Regions from separate parts of the Homo sapiens genome. Here region 1 is linked to region 2. Evidence: chromatin contacts called from ENCODE Hi-C or POLR2A ChIA-PET data. All regions are on one chromosome and are shown on one strand. Each heading gives the region's core, a stretch centred on a gene start or an enhancer-like site at or near the end of the contact. The rest is flanking DNA. Distances are from core to core; before and after follow the strand shown.

Region 1 (4,961 bases), core at 2,414-4,913, 78 kb after region 2:
TTTAAACCCCAAACCTACCTTTTGTGCCTAAGTAAAAATAACTTAGAAGCTACAAGTCACTTATTAAGTTGTAATTGACATTATATACAGATGTTTGAAACTGTTCATTCAGCTTCTAAGTGCCCACCCTCATCGCTCCCTGCATTGAAAAGATCGGCCAGAAAAGATGATGTGGGATTTCCCTGCCCAACTTCATCCCTTTTCCCAGACCTCCTCAATAGACAAATAGAGATTTATAAAGCCTTTGCCTCTGGCCTGGCTCGGCCTGACTTCCCTCTGAGTCTGGGGCTCTGCCTCTTCTTGCTGTTCTGAGTTCGGTTCTGCTCCTGTTTTCTGGGATGTTCCCTCTGGTTGTTTCATCATTCACTGGTTATCTCAGTGCCCCAACCCTAGCTCTGCTTTTATCCCCTTCCTCCCTCCACTGCCTCCCAGCTTCATGACCTGTGTCAGAGTGTGGGATGTAATTGCTTTCCTGTGTGCTTTGAGGAGACTTTTTATTCATTTTTGAAGGCTTTGTTCTGAAGTAACCTTGGAAGTGCTTTGGTCTCTGTTCAGATAGTACCCTTCTCTTTTCCTTTGTTCCCTTCTGAGAAAACTCCTAAGAATTATTTATTCCTCCATGTCTTTAAAATACTTCTGTCTTCGTCCAGCAGCACAGGGTGGTCAGTGTAAGAAACCCGTGAGAGAGCCTGGGGAATAGCACCATTGAAGCTGATTAGTGGGAAAGCCTGGAAACCTCTAAAGTGGTGGGGAACAGCCATAATCCCAGGGTAGGCAAGAGGTCCTGCAGGTCTGAATTCAGCTCTACATGGTTCCAAGGAGAGCTCCAGCCCCAAATTCCACACTCCTGCAAGGCCCCAGCAAGCATGGCTCAGACCACAAGGAGAACTGCTTCAAAGGCATTATTTTGCCTGAGGAAAAACATATACACCTATCCTGCAGGTGCCGGGCTTGATCTTGGCTGTTCTGCAGTAATGATCCTGCCCCATCTGAGACCACGACTCACTTTGGAAGTCAGACGTGGCATTCTATGATGGCTGGAACACACATATCCGATCATGTAACATAGGTGTATATATTTAAAACGTACGCACACACAGGAGACACACACATTCTGCTGGTAGAAGCTTGATTATAGATGAAGGGCAGTGACAGATGTTAGCATTTTCCACCCCACCAAAGGCCAGCTCTTCAAAGTGATTCCATACAGCTTTGTTACTATTTCATTTAAAGGCCCTCTTCTCTTTAAAGTTTCTAATGAGATGTTATTTCTGCTCCTGATTATAGGGTGAAAGAACAGCCTTCTTCCCACCCTCTCCTCTCTCACACACACATTTTCTGTGGTGCAATTGCCAAATCCATGCTTGAGATCCAAGAGTCGTCCAGGTTGGAATGCTTGGAGCTGCTCCCTGTTTCCTCCTCAGAGCGACATTCAGAGCCATTTCCCAGTATTATGTTGCCATTTCCAAGATTGTTTATTCAGTAAATAAATAAACGATGATGGCCTGGGATGCATGAGGTACTGTTATAAATACTCGAGATCAGTTAAGCTAAAGCCAAACCTAAAGGTCTGGCTAAAACCCAGTCTGGAAGAGTCTGGAAGAGGGCATGGACACAGCCTCTCCCCACCCTGCTGGAAGGCTGTTGGTGGTTCCCAGCTGTCCACTAGCAAGCCCTCCTACAACGCCCACCATTCAGCACCATTGCAATGCCCTCCTTCAGTCCTGTTTATCTCCCTTGTTGCCCTGCGCCTTCTGTAGAGTTCAGTGCACATTCCTACTCCTCCGTGAAGCCCTCTCTGATTCTTTTGAACTTGAGTCCCTTGAGTTTCTCTGGAGCTTCCCAGGACGGTGAGCTCTTGCTGCCTCATAGTGCAGTATTTATATTCACGTGTTTTCCCCATCCGGAGCTATAAGGAGAGCAAGGCTTCATTGTATAGTTCTCTCGGTGTCTTATGTATAAGAGATTAATACATATTGAAAGAATGCACGCTAATAAATGAATAATTTATCATCAGCTGATTCGATTAGAATCAGTCTAATGAGAACAATAGTAATTTCATACATCATTTTCAAGGCATTTTTATTTCTTTTTGGGTCTATTAGAGAAGTAGTGACACAGAGGCATCTTTCTTTCAGCCTGAAATTAGATATTAAGCAGAATCAAGAGTTAGGGGGAATGCATGGGGCTCACCCTGCTACAGATTGCTCAGCATTGCATAGAATGCCAGAGGCTAAGGGCCCCTTGGCAGTTTGTTCACTCTTTATAATCCAAGTGAAGAAACTGAGGCACCAGGTCATGCATGCTGTTAAATATCAGAGCTGGAACTCAGGGCTGTTCAGACCCGGCATGTACATCATGTCCTACTGATTTCGCAGGTCTCATCGCTTTGTGTCCTACCCTTGTCTTGTGGGAGAAGGGCACCCAGATATGAGTTACGATCATCTCACCTATATAATAGCATGTTGATGGGACATGACTCATTTAAAGGAGGCTGGAAAAATGGGTCGAGTAGTCACATTAGCCTTGCTAGATTCACATGTAATCTGACTCTGCAGATGGTGGTAGCTTCTGCTTGTAGAGCTAGTCATGGAAGCCCTGTCAGTGCCTTGTATTCACTCCACTGGAGGGTGCTGGGGGGATGAGGGAGCTGTGTGTGGGGTGGGCAGTGTCACCTAGTAAAACAGGTAGAGTTTGGGGGTGCCAGAAAGCCCTGGGTTTTATTCAATACCAGCTCTGACTTATTTCCTGTGAGCTTGTGGGTAAGTTCTTCCAGCCATCTGTTTCATCACCTATACGTTGGGAACGATTATAACAATATCTCCTGTAAATATGTCCAAACAACAGTGAACAACAATTACATTCTGGCTGCTACGATTGGGGCAGGGTGGGAAAGTTGCACTTTTCACTTTATGTATTTCTCTAGTTTTAATTTTAAATTATGAGCACATGTGACTTCCTTAATCAGGAATAAAGCCATAAAGCTTTATTTGTGAAAACCACCTCCAAGGAGGGTTCCGGTAAGCATGGAATATCTGAAATCTGCTGGGTTCTTATAGAGTGGGAGTTGCTGCTTCCGTGCCTGCCTGTACTAGGTCAGAGCAGTTAGAATTTTGTGTCGTCTCTAGTTGCCAATATTTGTCTTTAGCAGCTCGTCAAATTTTCCTTGGTGTGGGTTGCTACATGCCCTCAATCACAGAGCCAAAACACAGATAGCTTTCTCCTTTTTAATTTTCAAAGGCTTCTAGTCTGCCCCCTCCGCTTTGGGGAGCACTAAAGTCTGTTTGGAAATGTGGCCTTTTTGATGCCAAAGGCAGTCCCACAAGCCTCGTATCCCCTCCACCCCACTTCACACAGCACATCTCAAGGAGCACGCATGAAACCTTCACTGTTAACACTTGGTGCTGGCATCCTGGCTTTCATCCCGAGAAAATACACAAACCAAACCAAATCCACAGCACTTTAAAAACACTAATTAACTCTCACCACTGGCCTAGGCTACGCAGAAATGGCAAATCCCGCTGCCCCAATTTTATGTTTGGAGAAATCAGGGTAAGCAACATTTTCTAGGGCTTCTCTGAGCCAGATCACAGAAGCTGACCTGAAGGACTTGGCCTGGCCCTGCATCTGGAGTTAGGCCATTTGATGAAGGGCCAGCTGCCTCACCAGATCCCTTCTCTACAGCACCACGTGGTTAGTGGCCCATAACTCCATTTGTACATCAGCGTTTGTTTTTTTTTCCCCAGGGTTACTTTGATGCCAAACTGTCTCATGTCCAACTGACCATTTATTTATTTGCTTACTTTTCTTTAATTCTGGTACAGCCTAGAAATTTTAGCCATAGCTTCCAAGTGTAGCCTGTTAATTATAGTTGATTAAAGGTTCTATGCTGATTTTGAATTTCAACACAAAAGCAGACTAACTTCCAAACAGTCCCTCTCAGGTCCAGTGGCTCCGCCCCTTCCGTCTTCCACCCTGGAGCCTCCCCAGGTCTGGTAAAGATTTGGTGGTGTCCAGACTCCTTTTTTCCTCTCCCAGTCTGGACCAGTCATTCTCCTACCTCAGTTCCCCAGTCTTACCATCTGTAAAGATAAATATATCCATCTTTCTTGAAAGAGTCTACCATAAAATTCTGTAAAAACATAAAACCTCATAAAATTTTAGGGAACATATCCAATGAAATTAAAATTTACAAAGTAAATCTATTTTGTAAATATTTATTGATCTTGTCAGAATTTTTAGGGGTTTTAGGGTGCTTGTGTATAAGGCTGAAATAAAACTTTTGAAAACATTTCTGGGACGTTGTTGAAAACAGACTAAACGGCCTGTTTAGTAACCCATAATGTAAGATGTTAGTAATCAGGCATTTATAGACTGAAGTCTGTTACCTCTGGCAGAAAATACCTAGGGAATGAGTATATGGCCCCTGCTTCTAAAGATTCTTTTGAATCAGAGGAAAACATATGCCCAGGAAAGGATATTAACACAGTTATAAAATAAAGTAGAACAAATGATAAGTGATATAATATAAGCAGTAAGGACAAATGAAGAAGTGACAGCATTTGGGAGTGATTAGGAAAGGTGTTCTCAAAAAGGATATCTTTAAATTTGTCCATTACTTCAACAACTTTAGTTTTATCTTTCTTGATTTTAATGTGAATGAAGGAAAAGAATATTTAACACTATTAGTTTTCTATCACTGATCAAACAAATTACCATAAACTCAATGGCTTAAAACAACCAATACTTAACCATCACTCTATTTTCGTATTTTTTGAATGTTTTCAGTTCTGTAGGTCAGAAGTCTGACATGGGTCTCACTGGACTAAATCCAGGGTACCGATTGGCAGGGCTGCAGTCCCTTCCAAAGGCTGAGGGGACATCCCATTTCCTTGCCTTTTCCTGCTTCTAGAGGCTGCCTACATTCCTTGGCCCATGGCCTCCTTCCTCCATCTTCAAAG
Region 2 (4,806 bases), core at 1,517-4,016:
CCTGGTTTCAAGCGATTCTAGTGCCTCAGCCTCCTGAGTAGCTGGAATTACAGGCGTGCACCACCACACCCGGCTAATTTTTGTATTTTTAGTAGAGACGGGGTTTCACCATGTTGGCCAGGCTGGTCTCAAACTCCTGACCTCAGATGATCCATCTGCGTTGGCCTCCCAAAGTGTGCCCAAGTAATTCTATAATGTAGCCAGGATGAGAACCACTGGTATCAGGTCTAGACCCAGGGACTCATTATTATAAAACATTCCCCTTTGACATACCTTTTCATCCTTGAGTCAGGACAATTTTACCTTTCAGAAAGTAGCTACAGTCCTTTTATAATTTACTCCTCACCAAAGGTAAAATACATCCATTTTCTCTGTGTGTGACTTCTGACTATTCTGCACTGATTCAATACCCCTTCGTTTTTTGCTTATTTTTTCATTCTCACCATTCAACCACACTTGACACTTGAATCACTTTTGTTGATTTAAAAGAACAACAACAACAAAAATACAGAGTAAGATCACTTGACTTTATTGTATTAGCCATTAAATCTCTTTCTGGAGCAATAGTTCTCTAAGTATGGTCCCAGGAGCAGCAATATCACTATCACCTGGAAACTTGTTAGAAAGGCAAATTCTCAGGCCCCTTTCTGGACCAGAAGCTCTGGAGATGGTTCCCAGCAGTCTGTTTTCACAAGACTTCTAGGTGATTCGACACACTATTGCTTGAGAGCTGTTCTAGAGAGATTTTATATTTTCAGATAGTTGGATTTTTAAAAATTTTTTTAGTGTGCTCAGATATTTTTGAAGTAATCGTTGTCTGAACTTACTTGGTCTAGAAATAGAAGAGATGTTCTATTTCTAAAGGGGATATTTCCCAATCCTACCCATCTTTTTATCCTTTAGAAGTTTTCATCTTCTTTTCTGCTTTTAGAAGACCTATCCATATCTCTCTTATTTTTACACTGAAAATTTAGTCTTACATTCTATTATCATGGAAACTTTAATAATCAATGCTATTTCAATGATGTATTATGATGTGATGTAACAATAGATGGGGCAGTGACTAATACAACATTAATTTCTACTTCTTCATTTGTTTATTTTTATTGGACCTTCAGATGACATTCTTCTTACTTTATGAAGGGGGCCAGCCCCTCCACACCTGTGGGTATTTCTCATCGGGTGGGACGAGAGACTGAGAAAAGAAATAAGACACAGAGACAAAGTATAGAGAAAGAACAGCGGGCCCAGGAGACCGGTGCTTAGCATACAGAGGACCTGCACCGGCACCGGTCCCCGGGTTTCCTCAGTATTTATTGATTACTATTTTCACTATCTCAGCAAGAGGAATGCGGCAGGAGAACAGGGTGATAGTGGGGAGAAGGTCAGCAAGAAAACATGTGAGCAAAGGAATCTGTGTCACAAATAAGTTCAAGGGAAGGTACTATGCCTGGATGTGCATGTAGGCCACATTTATGCTTCTCTCCACCCAAACATCTCAGTGGAGTAAAGAGTAGCAGAGCAGCATTGCTGCCAACATGTCTCGCCTCCCGCCACAGGGCGGCTTTTCTCCTATCTCAGAATTGAACAAATGTACAATCGGGTTTTATACCGAGACATTCAGTTCCCAGGGGCAGGCAGGAGACAGTGGCCTTCCTCTATCTCAACTGCAAGAGGCCTTCCTCTTTTGCTAATCCTCCTCAGCACAGACCCTTCACGGGTCTCGGGCTGGGGGGATGGTCAGGTCTTTCCCATCCCACAAGGCCATATTTCAGACTATCACATGGGGAGAAACCTTGGATAATACCCAGTTTTCCTGGGCAGAGGTCCCTGTGGCTTTCTGCAGTGCATTGTGCCCCTGGTTTATCGAGAATGGAGAATGGCGATGACTTTTACCAAACATACTGCCTGTAAACATTTTGTTAACAAGGCACATCCCACACAGCCCTAGATCCCTTAAACCTTGATTCCATACAACACATGTTTCTGTGAGCTCAAGGTTGGGGCAAAGTTACAGATTAACAGCATCTCAGGGCAAAGCAATTGTTCAGGGTACAGATCAAAATGGAGTTTCTTATGTCTTTCCCTTTCTACATAGAGACAGTAATGGTCTGATCTCTCTCTCTTTTCCCTACAACTTAAGAACACAGACACAGATTATTTTTTAAAGTTATTCTTAAACATGTGGAATTACTTTATAATAAACCCAAAAGTTGCTGTTGTTAGAGGGAAATTTTTACTAAGTCAAGTACTCTCTGGAAAAAAAAATGTGTGAGCATAAGCTAATATCATAAATGAAATGATGAAGAAGAGGATAAGGGCACATGGTCCTAAGTGAGGAAACTTTGACCCAGAAACCTTTTGCAGTGACAGAAGTAGACCAAGAGTCCAAGTCTCCATGCTTCCAATTCAGTATTCCTTGCATGAAATGTCACTGCCTTTCGAGACTATACCGTTTACCTAATTGGTTGGATCTTTGTCAAGAGCTTGATCCAAGTGGAGTTTCTTTGTTTAATATATAAAGCATTTGCAAGTCCTTTCAAGGGCAGCACATAGTTTTATTTAACTCCCTCAAGCCCTCTCACCTCTGTCAAGTTGCACCAGGAAATTCAAGGTCTAGCCAAAGGCCCCCAATGAGTTAAAAACCCAACCATCCTGCAGAGTAGAAGAAATTAATGTCAAAACCAGATGTTCCTCTGTGGGCCTTGCTGGATTCATAAGTCAGGATAAAGCCAGCGTGGATGCATGCATGTCAAAAAAAAAAAAAAAAGTCTTGGCCAGTGTTGTAGAGAAATGAAGTGTTGTTTCATCTGCAGTTCCTCTCCAGTCCTTGCTGGTTGGGAGCACTGGCTCCCGGGAGACTGGTGGCCCTGACACTCAAGCCATTAACTGAGAATGCTCTCTAATCCCTTGTTTTCATTGTTGGTGTTCCGGCCAGGCTGCCCGCACAGAGCCTGCCCGTTTTCATTGGCTGCAGGAATTGTTATTGGAGTGGCTGACAGCTGTCTGCCAGGCTGCCTGAAACTGCCTTCCTGTGCTCTCCGCTGCTGCTCCACTTCACAGCGCTATTGTTCCTGTTGAGCCTTTTCTTAAAATCTTTCCCAGCTGTATCCTGATATGGTAAACCACTTAAATTAGCTCCAGATTGTTCTGTTTATTTTGTGTTAGATAAGCGACAAAATACAGTCCCAGCGGCAGACCAAGAGGAGAGTGGAAGTCGGGGGAGGGGGGTCAGAGGACACAAGGTCTTTTACAACACAAGGTAGAGTTCCCAGACAAAACTGTGAGAGGCACAAGTATGATACAGTCACTGGCCTGACCATTTATACGTGACTCTGATGGGCCAGGTGAGCAATAACGTTGCATCTGCGCACACCTCATTCCAGAAAAGAAAATCAAGACCCCAGCATACAGCTACACTGGAAGGGAGCTAAATTTCTATTATTGGAAATAGACACAGTATTGCTGTCAGGTTGGTTGCCATGCCAGCTGTCCAGGTACCATGCTTGATGCCCTGATTACCACAAGACTTCCCCCTTCCCCCTGCTTTTAATTATCCTTCTGTAGTGCAGTGTATGGTAACTGATGGGCTCAAAACTGGCCCACATTTGCCAGTCTCCCTATATGCTCAGCACTTGAAAATGAGTCTTCTCTGCTGTAATTTAAAGCTAGAAATCCAAAGACATTGAGTCACCAGCATAGGTATTTTCCACACAGCTGCAAGTGAAACTTCACAATGGACTTGGCCGCTATTTGCTTACACTTGCCATCTGTGCAACCGCTCTACCCGTGGCCTCCCCCGCTTTGTGGTTGTCTTCTAACAGGAGCAGTCCACGCAAAGCCTTCCTGAATACTTAACAAAATTTTAAAAAATATAATAGATACTGTCCTAGCATGAAGGCGCTGCCTTTGTGATTTTTAGGAATTAACCCAAATAAAATATGAAAAATAAACTACCGAGTGCTTTAACGCAGCTAAAGCATGCAAGCAAAACCAGCAACCAGCTGAGTTCCGACAGTTACTGAGAGTTTTGTATGTGGTAATTCAAGACTCCCCAGGAAAGATCTCATGACTCACTCCAGTGTGGCTGGGCCTCCAGTCCTCACTCTGAACCAAAGTCCTGGAAACACTTTTCCACCACGTTGAGAGAAGGCGAGGGAAGAACAGGGTCAGGAGTGATCAAATGCCCTTAGAAACAGTCTCTTTCTTTCCTTTTGGGAAAACAAACTCACTGTGTAATAAAAAGGTACAAAGCCAACTTTGGAATAATAATCACCCCGCCCCATCCCCTTGCCCTCTGATGGAAAGTGCCTTGTCTTCTCCATCAAGGTCTAGCTGGGGGCTTGAACGGCCTCCGTGTCACCTCTAATTCCCCAGTTTTTACCTTGTTTCCTTTCTCTGTATCTTTTTTGCCCTTAGTTGTGTACAGTCTTGTATTTTTTCACATAGGCTATGCTTTCTGTGGATGTTGCCTCCCTCGAAAGCAGGGACCATGTGTTGAACCCCTGTTGCCTTTTCCCAGAGTAGCGGGCACCTAGCAGGTGCTTAATTAAGGTGTGTCAAATAATTGTTTCCTTTTTTATTCTTACCTGACATGAAGTATGCTCCTGTATCAATTCAGATGAAGGTTTAAAAAAAATCAAGACAAGTATCACAAGTTCCCTTAGCCCATTCTCATTAAAATCATGGGCACCACCTTCCCGTGCTCACCAGGATGGAGGAAGTCAACAAATATCTTTCTCATTGATTAAAAACTCTGGATAATACTGAAAGCAACTATCTGAGGCTTCTTAAAAGTACTTAGGT

What was found. Hi-C counts contacts between places; a loop is a spot of excess contacts on that map. ChIA-PET counts read pairs that join two places held with the same protein, here RNA polymerase II (POLR2A). Pooled maps may share reads with other maps.
Region 1: a loop to region 2 is called in a pooled map, with 2.3 times the contacts of the local background. The contact joins two enhancer-like sites. A Hi-C loop is called at or near these places in 1 of 168 maps with a recorded cell type or tissue (aorta) and 2 of 50 pooled maps. POLR2A ChIA-PET finds 5 or more read pairs at or near these places in 3 of 52 experiments (activated T-cell and endothelial cell of umbilical vein).

What each region holds. Positions count from the first base shown.
Region 1 is chr5:78,829,018-78,833,978 of GRCh38, reverse strand. All of the region lies in intron 6 of ARSB (arylsulfatase B), which reads left to right. Among named protein-coding and RNA genes, the nearest start is that of ARSB, 150 kb to the left of the region's middle. Within about 2 kb of position 3,663, at least 8 of the 41 ENCODE cell types and tissues checked have a DNase peak (open chromatin) inside an H3K27ac peak, as active enhancers do.
Region 2 is chr5:78,906,696-78,911,501 of GRCh38, reverse strand. The region is part of intron 4 of ARSB (arylsulfatase B); the gene reads left to right. Among named protein-coding and RNA genes, the nearest start is that of ARSB, 76 kb to the left of the region's middle. Within about 2 kb of position 2,766, at least 17 of the 41 ENCODE cell types and tissues checked have a DNase peak (open chromatin) inside an H3K27ac peak, as active enhancers do.